Linked DNA regions of Homo sapiens: region 1 is linked to region 2. Evidence: read pairs that join two places in POLR2A ChIA-PET (ENCODE). Cell type or tissue: MCF 10A. All regions are shown on one strand. Links, peaks and the distances in the headings refer to the core of each region. The heading gives the core; the rest is flanking DNA. Region 1 overlaps TENM2 (teneurin transmembrane protein 2). Region 2 overlaps TENM2 (teneurin transmembrane protein 2).

What was found. Peaks named below come from ENCODE experiments on the same cell type or tissue, not always from the same donor. Only the 100,000 strongest peaks of a DNase experiment are listed, where the experiment ranks them.
Region 1: POLR2A ChIA-PET joins it to region 2 with 6 read pairs; 2 of 35 experiments call an interaction of 5 or more read pairs at or near these places.

Annotation. Positions count from the first base shown.
Region 1 is chr5:167,740,721-167,746,105 of GRCh38, reverse strand. All of the region lies in intron 4 of TENM2 (teneurin transmembrane protein 2), which reads right to left. Among named protein-coding and RNA genes, the nearest start is that of TENM2-AS4, 83 kb to the right of the region's middle. In MCF 10A, for the core only: no CTCF peak of the experiment used is centred there; a DNase peak (open chromatin) is centred at 2,215.
Region 2 is chr5:167,812,847-167,818,231 of GRCh38, reverse strand. All of the region lies in intron 4 of TENM2 (teneurin transmembrane protein 2), which reads right to left. Among named protein-coding and RNA genes, the nearest start is that of TENM2-AS3, 140 kb to the left of the region's middle. In MCF 10A, for the core only: no CTCF peak of the experiment used is centred there; DNase peaks (open chromatin) are centred at 1,171, 1,681, 2,051 and 3,221.

The sequences.
Region 1 (5,385 bases), core at 173-5,172, 72 kb after region 2:
TATAAGCTTTGGTTTCTTGGTTAAAATTCCTATCTCAGCAGTTTTTGCAAAGGCTGGAAATAATACGTTTAAAGTGATTAGCATAGTTAGGGGCACAGGGGCATGTAAGAAGTAGCATTTAAGAAGCTTATTAGAGCATACATCCATAGAAGGAAATGCATGTGAATGTCCATGGCATCATAAGAGCCCCAAATTGGAAACAATCCAAATGTCCATCAACTGCTGGATAAAGAAAACGTGGTAAACCTGTATCAGCAGAATACCATTCAGCAATAAAAAGAATGAACTACTGATACATGCTATGCATAGATGAACCTACAAACCATCATGTAATACATTATATAAGCCCATTGATAAGCAATGCCCAGAAACCTCACTTTTATAGAGACAAGAAAAGTAGATCAGTATTGGCTAGGACTGGGGGTAGAGTAGATTAACAGCAAATGGCCAGTAGGGAATTTTTGGATGATGAAAATATTCTAAAAGTGGAGGATGTTGTTGGTTGTTCAACTCCATAAATTTGCTGAAAATTGTGGAAAGCTAAAAATAGCTTCTAATGTGTGGATTTTATGGTATGTGAATTATACTTCAAAAAGCTATTTTTTAAAAAGTGTGTGAGAATACCGAGGGGAACTTCAGCAGTAAGAAATCTCCCTACATTTCATATTGAGAACAGTGTCTCAAGGCTTACGATGGAGCTCCACACCATAGCCAGCATGGAGACACTGGCTTCTTTGGGCAGAGATGGCAGAGCCAACATTCTCTGAGGCTCTTGGGAAATACATTGCTGTCTTCGCAGCACTTGCAACAAGCCAGAATTATAGAGGATGGTTGGAGCAGCCAATGTCCGCAGAAATGCGGGCCTGGACAACATTGCCTCCATCAGGGGTAGCCACCTGGACTATTTTTAAATAAGAAATTTTGGTACTTCACATTCCTGCGTTTTAGCCCTACTTTCCAATTCCATCTCATTGTAATGATTAACAGTCAATCCACCAATTTGAGAAGAATTCATATGACGTGCTGTTCTGATGAGCATCTATATAGGGGCTGTTGGTTGTTGCCTGTCTAGAAAGTTTATTCAAAGAGAGACAGGTGATGTTGATACTTGGTGCTCAGTGTCACATGGAGACAAAAAGATACCTGGAAGACCATGAGTCAGTCACAAACATACAAGTTCCCATAAAAGGGGAATAATTGACATATTAAAATCTATAGGTCCTAGGTCCTAGGAGGATACTAAACCCATCACGGTTTTTTTGTTTTGTTTTGTTTTGTTTTGTTTGTTTGTTTGTTTTGTTTTAGAGAGAGACAGACAGAAAGAAAGAACAGTGTCCACAATACATCAATTAAAACCTGCCATTTCCCCAAAGCTATCAGCTGCAGAGTGGCTGCCAGAAGTCCCCCTTCTCTGAGGGTGTCTTGAAAATGAGCACCTGGGGCGGCCAGAGCTATTAATAGGTGGAAGGAACGATATAAAATGTCACAATGCACCTTTCCAAATAAAAACGTGTCCAGACTTCTCCAGGAGAGAAGCAAGAGAGGAAAATGGCCCAAAGTACTTAAAAATCATTGCATTTTCCTTTTTCTGAACTCCTACTATATATTACAAGGGAGAACTTGTCACTTCTAAGGTGTCTGGCCTCTCTCACTGCAGTTCTGAAGAGTCCCATAACTCAGTCATGGCTAGGAGGGTCTTTTTGCTTCATTCTTTTCACAACAGGGGCCAGAGAGGCACTGTTCCTGTTCCAACAAGAGACTGTGTGGGTAAGAGATGTTGACTGTCATCAAGATACAGCAGTGAGGAAGGATGGGGATCTCCTGACGCTTTTTCTTCAACTGCCTGATGCCTAGTCCAGACAGGGAGGAGGAATTTGGGACCCTGAATCCGTAAGAGCTTAGTAAGTATACTCAGAATCTCCAAATATGCTTGGAGATAGATTTCAGGATAATCACCATGAATTTGTTGTTAGCATGATGATTTTGTAATAAGGCTGAATAAACAGATTCTGTGTCTGGAGAAAATAAGTTTTAGCTTCTGCTGGTTTCTAGAATTTAACCTTGAAATTCAAAAGCTGTGTGAGCACAGGCAAGCCACTTAACTGCTATAGACATGGGTTTCTCCAATTATAAAATAAGAGACTCCAGCATAATGATTATTCAAGCTCACTTCTAGTTTCATAATTCCTGGATTGTATCAATGAGGTAGGAATGTTGCCCCTGGAACAGATTCAAGAATGCTCTCAGTGAGGGGTAAGGTCAGTAGTCATCGCTTCAGTAGGGGCTGATTAAAAGATCTACTTTTTCTTCTTTCTTTTTCTTTTTAATAGCAAAGGTTTCTCTATTTCTCTCCAATCGAACTATCAAGCTTATAGTTGCTATAATTTAACTTTATTACTCTTTTGTCTTGTCAATAAGAACATAATAGTGTCCTTAAAGAAAATGACAGCTTTTTTCTTTCTCTTTGAGGTTTATTTCAAACAATTTTCTCTTTTCCTGATGAGGCTGAGCCGTGTTTGCCATTGCATATTGTGTTCTCTTAATGGGAAGGTTTTCAAACACAGGGAAGAAAAAGAAAAGACTGCTTTTTAAAAACTTATTTATTTATTTAATTGTTTGATAAGCCTTTTTGTCGGTTCGAATAGTTACCCTAAACATCATTTAAGAATCGTGGCCTCTTTGCAACGCAGTGCATTTTGAGAATGATGTCTCTTTTTGTCTTTCTAATGATGTCTTGCCCAGTCACTCAATGCGCTCACATTGCCCCTCCTTCTAAGGCCCTCAGTCCCCATGTTTTCCCTCTGCAAACAGTAGGGGCCAAGCAGCTTTAAAGCTTTTTGATCAGGTTTCATGCGGGGAGACATTATGCATTAACTGGCATATTGGAACTACCACTGAGGCACTATTAGTCAACAACTATTGGACTTTTACACTCTAGCCTCAGCTGCTCTCCAGTAAGTGTAGTCCCAGGTCTTATACTAAAAGACAAAAGACAACCATGTGTAGGTGTGTATGTTGTTTTGTTCGGTGTTGAGAGGAAGTCAAGGATTTGGATTATCGATATGGCGGCTCAGAATGGGTGGTTTGTTGTTGTTGTTGTTGTTGTTGTTGTTGTTGTTGTTGTTGTTTTTAAGACAAGGTCTCACTCTGTCACCCAGCACCCAGGCTGGAATGCAGTGGCATGATCATAGCTCACTGCAGCATCAAACCCCTGGGCTCAAGTTGTGCTTCTGCCTTAGCCTCCTGAGTAGCTGGGACTATAGGCACATGCTACCATGCCCAGCCAATTTTCTGTCTTTCTTTCTTTCTTTTTTTTTTTTTGGTAGAGATGGTAGGTAGGTTGCCCAGGCTGGTCTCAAACTCCTGGCCTCAAGTGATACTTCTGCTTCAGCCTACCAAAGCTTAGGCATCTTATATTCTAATGATCCAGATGGCAAATTTGAATGAATGGAACACAGATACTCAAATCTGCAAACATGAGTTCTTTTAGCCCAATGCCTCCTTCCCTTTTTCCTCTTCCCTAGTTTACTCAACAAAAGCTCTCTCTTAATTCCATTTTGTTTGAGAACGTTGATTGGTTTCTGATAGGAGCTGCTAACATACTAACCACATGGACATATACACAGCAAGAAAAAATGACAATATATTGGGTGAAGAACCTTAAAAATCAGGAAATACTATTTTTAGAATTAGTTTTCTGACTTTAAGCCTGTGAACTTCAGGGTTTTTTTTTTTTTAATTTATCTATGTAGAGGTTGGGTTAAATAATATGTGTGGTTCCATTCAAATTTAAATTCTGGGGTAAGCACTATAGGAATAAAAACAAAAGTTAAGGGGATAAAAATAAAAGTTAAGGGGATAGTGAGCTCCAAATATCTTGGCTGGAAAAGTGGGAATTATTGGGGGAATGTGGGAATTAGTTAAGAGTGAATATCAGATTATGAAAAGTTTCAAAAGCTCAGCATAAGAAAACTCTAGGCTTATGACAGAGTTAGTTTAGGTTCATGAAGATAAAGTAGAGCAATTAATTGCCACTTAGGATATTTCTTTTGGCAATAATCTGCAAGATACAGGTAGGAGGTTGTCTTTGAAGAAAGAGGGACTTGATATGACAAGGGATGGACTCTGGGTGTGGTGTGTACTCATTGTTCCTGCATCCAATCAAAACAGAAAAGGGTGGCTTCAAATTCCATGACAACCAGGGCCCTGTTTGTCCACAGGCTTAATACAGTTTCTAGAAATAATAACAGGTGCCGAATGCATGAGGGTTGATTTTCTAAAAAGTGGCACAGCTCCTTTTAGATACATTGGGAATGAGGGGCTGAAGATGGTGAAGCGTCAGTGAGGTCTGATTTTTTTCTTCTTGAGAAGAAAGGCGGAAGATGGTGGTATGTTAACAAGGCAAGTGAGAAGGTAGACTGAGTCGCTGAACCAGAAGTAACAATGATTTTTCAATATGTTGAAGCTGAGGTGATAGCAGAATCTGAAAATCAGGGGAGATGCTGTGATTAGGGGCCTCCATTCCCGGACCTGTAGATCTGAGAGGAATTTGTGTAGAGGTAATAGCTGAAGACTGTGTGTGAAGCCAAGGCAGACTTGCTGCAGACATTGCCCCTTTTCAGAGATGACCCACAACTGGAAAATCCAAGAGAACAACACACTTTAAGTGCTAAAACCTGAACCAACAAGGCCATTTCTCCACTGATTCCTTTTTGAAGATCATGAATCTTATTTTTCCTCTCTAACTCATCCTTTCTTAACCCTATTTTCCTAAATCTATCCATTCAACACATACTTGTTGAGCATCTAATCTGGGACAGGCACAGTTAAGGATGCTGGAAAAAAATAGTGGCCACAACATAAAGTGCCAAAGTCTGTGGAGCTTACTCTTGACAGTACCAAGTTTAAGAAGAAGAAAGAATTTCACAGTGGAAAAGATAGGGACTGGGTGGAGTGGGCAAAATCACTTAACTTCAGGGAAGGCTTTTTCAAGGAGGTAACTTCTGAGCATAAGAATGAGCTTCTCAGATTGAGGAGAAGGACAAGACGCAGCTATAGGGAAAGAGTGTACAACAAAGAGGAAACAGTAAGTGCCAAGGTTCTCAGATGGGAATGAGCTCGGCACATCTGCAGGGTTGACAGAAGACATGCCAAGGTTCTCACGTTGGAATGAGCTTGGCACGTCTGCAGGGTTGACAGAAGACTGAGGTGGTTGGAGCCCAGTAGCGGGAGGAAGCAGTGGGTGCTGATGAAGTCAAGGAGGGCCTAGGGATCACCAAGAGGGAATTTGAAAATGAGGTTAGGAATATATTGTTTCAGTAAGAGGAAGGATTGTCCTGATCATCAGTCTTGCAGAATAAAGAAGACAGCCAACTACTGATTGAG
Region 2 (5,385 bases), core at 225-5,224:
AGAGATGTCAATAAAAACTAAACAAGAGTATAAAAACTGAGAACATTAAGAGGAGGATCATGAAAGTTACCTTTTTAAAAAGGAGATTCCATAGTTTTCAACATCAACTGAACACCTTTCTGTTGATTTAACTGTAAAGTAACACTATTTCAGATTTTTGATACCCAAAACAGGGCTGCTGTTTAGGAGATGGGGGGAAGAAAGTGACCATGAGCCGCACCCTCTAGAATCTTCATCCTTCTTATCTATACATCCCGTCTCCCAAGTTACAGGGAAGAGAGGCTGAGAACTTCCAATCTAATGCAAAACTGGCATTTCCTGAAGGAGGGCAAAGGTGACAGGACAAATGAAGGGACTTTGCTCAAATTCATGCCCCCAGCAGAGCTGGGCTGGAACACACAAGACTGACTTCCTATCAAATGTCCCCACCATTCCCCCACAAGGCTGAAGGTAAAACCAGTGGAACTCATAGCCAGCGTTTCATCTCACTATCCGACAAATTGGTTTCAGTTCAATCCAGCCTCTCTACGTTAATACTGAGCTTACATGACCCATATTTAACTTTTTACTGAACATATTTTTTTTTCAGATAGTGATTGCTTTAAATTTTGATTTTAAGGTCCTACTTTGTAGAGAAAAGGTTCTACTTTTCACAGTTTGTTAAGCCATCTAACTATCTAATGGTTTTGATGGCCACTTCTAAATCTTTTGAGTAAGAAAAGCAATACTTCAAACTCTTCATATTTTATAAAGGCTGTCTTTTCATAAGATGGCATCACACATATAAGTTATTAATATCTTTGAAGAATACAGAAGTTTTTTCCATATATTTTTCTCTAATGATATAGTTAAATAGATAATTGCACCCTTTTCTGTATAAACAAATAAAAGATATCTTGAACATGCAGTTATTTGAAGTACTAATCACACTTCTTGCTTACATAAACAAAGGCTTATCAAAATTATAAGTCTTCAGAAGAAGCAGATTCTACAACATTTTCTCCTCTAAGAAATATCAGCACACTATATCCTGATGCTGGACTGAGTGAACATCATTAAGATCCTTTTCTCAATTAGAGTTCCAAACAACTCTATCGTTTGCTTCCTGTCAAAACACCTGAACAAAAATATGATATGTTGCATCATTCGCTGAAGCTATTTCTCCAGTTGGAACATGAATTACGAGTCCTTCTGAAACACATCAACCAAATCAAGTTGTAACAAGGCCCTGTTTTATTCACTGCACAGATCTCAGCTAATCACTTTCTAATACGAGTCATGATTGTGCTTCATTAAGTTAGCATTTCTCTTATTTTTCCCTTATTTAGTATGTACTTCCATGGTACATACTAATGGTAGAGCCAGCAATAAGTTGAACATTTCTTGCCTTACAAGGTGTACTTCACCCGGGTCATTCTGACTTTGCTGGGCCATTTGTACTTTTACAATGTGTGGGGTTAAGAATGCTTGTTATAAAACACAGGTCTTTCTTTGTCTCTAAATAATACGTAGGCACTTGTGGTGGTCTTTAAATTCTAGGATTTTTTTTTCCATATGGAAGTTCTCACTCAATTTCTAATGATGAATGTCTCTAAATACACACTGCTGAGGTGAAGTTGTGTCTCACTGGCGGCAGAATTGAGAAACTATCACTCCTTCCAACACAGCAACCCGAGGAACTGCCTGAGGCATCCACTTCCTGTTTCCACAGGGGCAGAACAGTTGTTTAAGGCTATCTTTAAATTGGTGGCTTAGAAAATTAAAGTGGCAGAGAAGATTCAGAAACTGTATAATCCTCATCTGAATAACTTTTGTAAATGAAGCAAGAGAAAGCAGTCATCTTGTTTCCTGAAGTTAAAGGTAAGGTCTTTAGAAGGAGGGCTCATAGCATGTTTCTTGTCTATACAAGCTAATTCAAAAACTTGGTTGATTCTAAGTTGTGGTTGGCCAAGAAAGAAGCAGGTAGAGAGATCAAAGGGAATACAGGAAGGGAGTAGAATGTGGCTCCATGTTCCCCACACCTTCCCCTCCCTTCTGTTCCGGAAACAGGTGTCTTCTGCATACTTCTTGGGATCCTTCATGATTGATAATGTGGCTCTATTGTTTTTTCTTGACTGAGTCACCAGTGAAGGTAAGGTTTCTCTATTGTTTCCCTGTTGTTTTAGCAACCACTCTCCAGGGCAACTCTCTCTTTCTGAGTTATTCTACATCAGAGGAGAAACACACACACACACACACACACACACACACACACACACAAAGGATCATAATGGGACTTAAGTGATCCTTTAGGTCAAACCCCTCATACTATGGAGGGAACAAAAAAAGGTCAGGGGAAAGAAGAGATCTTCTCAGTGTCATGTAGGGGCTCACTATGGACCTGGGAAGAGAATCCCAGTGTATACATTAGCATCCCTCTCATCTATATGGATCCATTATTTTATTTTCCCTCTCATTCTCCCACATGAACCATCCCCCTGACTCTCCCACCCTTTTCCAAGAAAAAAGATCACAGTCAATGTTTTCTTGTTCTGTGATGTCCTATTGCTAGGGAGGACAGTCACTGTGGGCATTATTCTAAGGAAGGCTTTGTAGGATTTACATAGGTTCTGTTGTGGATAGAACCAAAACTATAGGAGAAGCCATTCCCCAGAAGTGTTCACAGCCAAAGCATGGCCTCTTATTGTAACTTGTGAAGAAATCCAACCTCTTGGTCAGACACAATTGTATTTGAATCTCTTCCTAGCTGTGTAAGTCTCCCATTTTAGCCTCCCCATAAATACAACGATACAATGATGAGAATAATGGTGCTTGGTTCACTTAGCTCATCTGGGGGTTAGATTTAATATGTCATGCCTGGAAGATACTGAAGACTTGGTAGCTAGGAGCTGCTATCATCTTTCTCCCATGGGCTCAGATATATTATGGGATCGTTACAAACTCTCCCCTTTCACTTAAGTCCAGTGCAGCGTCCACTCTTTTGAGGTGAATCCTTCTCTGAAAGGCACATCTCCTGAATGGCCTGCAATATCCTGCCTTATGAAAGTCACATGAAAAGGGTTAATACGACATGTCAGATTGAGGCAGCATGAACATGTGTGATTTTCTGCTTAAAACCACAAAGAAAACAAAACTTCACACAACAGAGAACTGTGTGTCAGAGCCACAGGAATTCTGCTGTGGTTGACGTCTCTGTAGGGAGACAGACATTCCAGGAAAAGTAGATTCACACTCATCCCCACTGACCAAGGCAGAGCTGGCTCTGCCTCCTCTATTAACACATGAGGAATTTCTCTCCATCGGCATTTCCCACATTAGCCGTTTCCTCACACATTCTGGGTATTTGTTCTAGCCAACCCTTCCTGATTGGAGCTGCTGGAGCTGCAGTTTCATCTAGTCTTCAATTCTTTCCTTTACTTTTTTTCTGCAACTTGACTTATTGTTTCTGACTTTCGTTTCATCTTAGTTAATAATATCCATAAAATCACAGCTTGGATGTGCTAGCTGTACATAACTACATTTATATAGATATCTATATATATGTATGTAATATATATTTCCTAAAATATATTACAATAAATAAATATTAAAACTTTTTTTTTTAAATAAAATACTTCAACCATGTGCCTCTTAAGGATATCTTGCATACTTACACCACACAGATTGGTACATGGCACCCATATATGCATTTGGAAATACTGTCCTAGATAAAATTTTATCCTTTTTTGCTTATTGCTTTTCTTTCTTTTTCTTTTCTTTTTCTTTTTTTTTTTTTTTTGAATCGGAGTGTCTACTTTGTGCCTTTCCCCCTTCAGAATGCAGTGCCTCTGAGTGAAACGTCACCAGGAAAAGAAATGTTCTAAAAATGAGGTTTTCATTATGTCCTATAGCCCAGCTAGAAAACTCAGAGAAGAGCCTACGTGCTACTTTTCATCCTGGGGACTGATGCTTGAATGTGTTAAAATGCTATTTATTTTCCGACAGACGACTTGGGCTTGGCACCATGTAAACCCAAAGTGTTTGTAGAGATTCCCTTGAGGACAAAGGAAAAATCATCTGTATAGATCAAACGTGTATTAGCTGCATTAGCAATTGGCCCCTGGAGACTGACAAAGACCTTTTTAGACAGATTTCATTGCACGGCTTTTTAAGAGCTTTCATTGAACTAGCCTTGAGCATCACAGGTATGGGGCTTTCTTCACGTCCTAAGTGTCAGAAAAGAAAGGTGGACGATGAGAAGCTGGGATGAGAACTGCTACCTTCATTGTAGATGAACCTCAACACGATGCCCATGCTCCCGTCCCTATCAATATTTCATGTTACCAGAGCCATAAGAAAACACATCTGTTGCCTTCCTGCATTGTAATATGTAGGATGGTGGAAAGATGATTATAGCACAGGTTCAAGGATTTAAAAATTCATCACCTTCTCAATTTAGAAAGCTGATTTGTGGTTAGGACTTACGAAGGCTACACAACTGAAATGATCAACTGGGGGCATAGCCTGTTCCCAAGAAATCTGGGGAGTAGGGGATGCAGTGAGAGGGAGGGGGAGGTTGGAACTGTGATTGCTCAGGCTGCTGACTGGGCCAGTGGTTGAAGGCTTCAATTTGTCAACATACTGTCAATGCAATGTTTGCTTTGTATCATGGCATGGTATGCGGAATAGAGAGAGGAAAAAAAATGCTGCCACAGTTGCAAGCCCAGAAGCAAACCCCAAGTTTTCAACAGACATGCATCTCCCTGCTCCTCCAACACTGCAACACTCTTTCTGCCATAGCTCAGTGGTTTCCAGTGCTGACCTTAGTTCCACTGTGTGTGTGTGTGTGTGTGTGTGTGTGTGTGCAGAACTTGTAAGCTCTTCAGCAAAAGGACCCTTTTCCAGAACCCTGGGCAGACACGTAATATTTCCCCTTCCTCTGAAAGCCTCCCAAATCATTCATCTGGATTGGCTTCACTTCTTTATTTCACTGCTGGAAACATTTTGGAGACTCATACAATCTTACAACCTCATCCCATCTCTACTAACTGGGATGCACACATCTCCCTCAGAATGCAGAGGCCCAGCCACTGCTCATGAAGAAACAGAGCTTCCACCCCCAGCAAAGGTGGCCAGGAAAGTCGGGTACTTTCCAGTGCTGGATACAAACCTTTGTATTTCCAGCAGCTGCCCTACAGAAGCACGAAGGAATGTTTAACCTGCAGCAAAATAGTTAGAAAGGAAATGAGTATAACTTTCTGGCCTGATAAATTATTTCATATTTCTTATGCCCTGTAGCCTGCCTTTTTTGCAGTGCTAAGTCTCAGTGGAATGAATACCAGGGATGCGGTCACCAGTCTGTGTGGCATCGGGTCCCTGACTGTGGTTCACAACATATTATTGCTT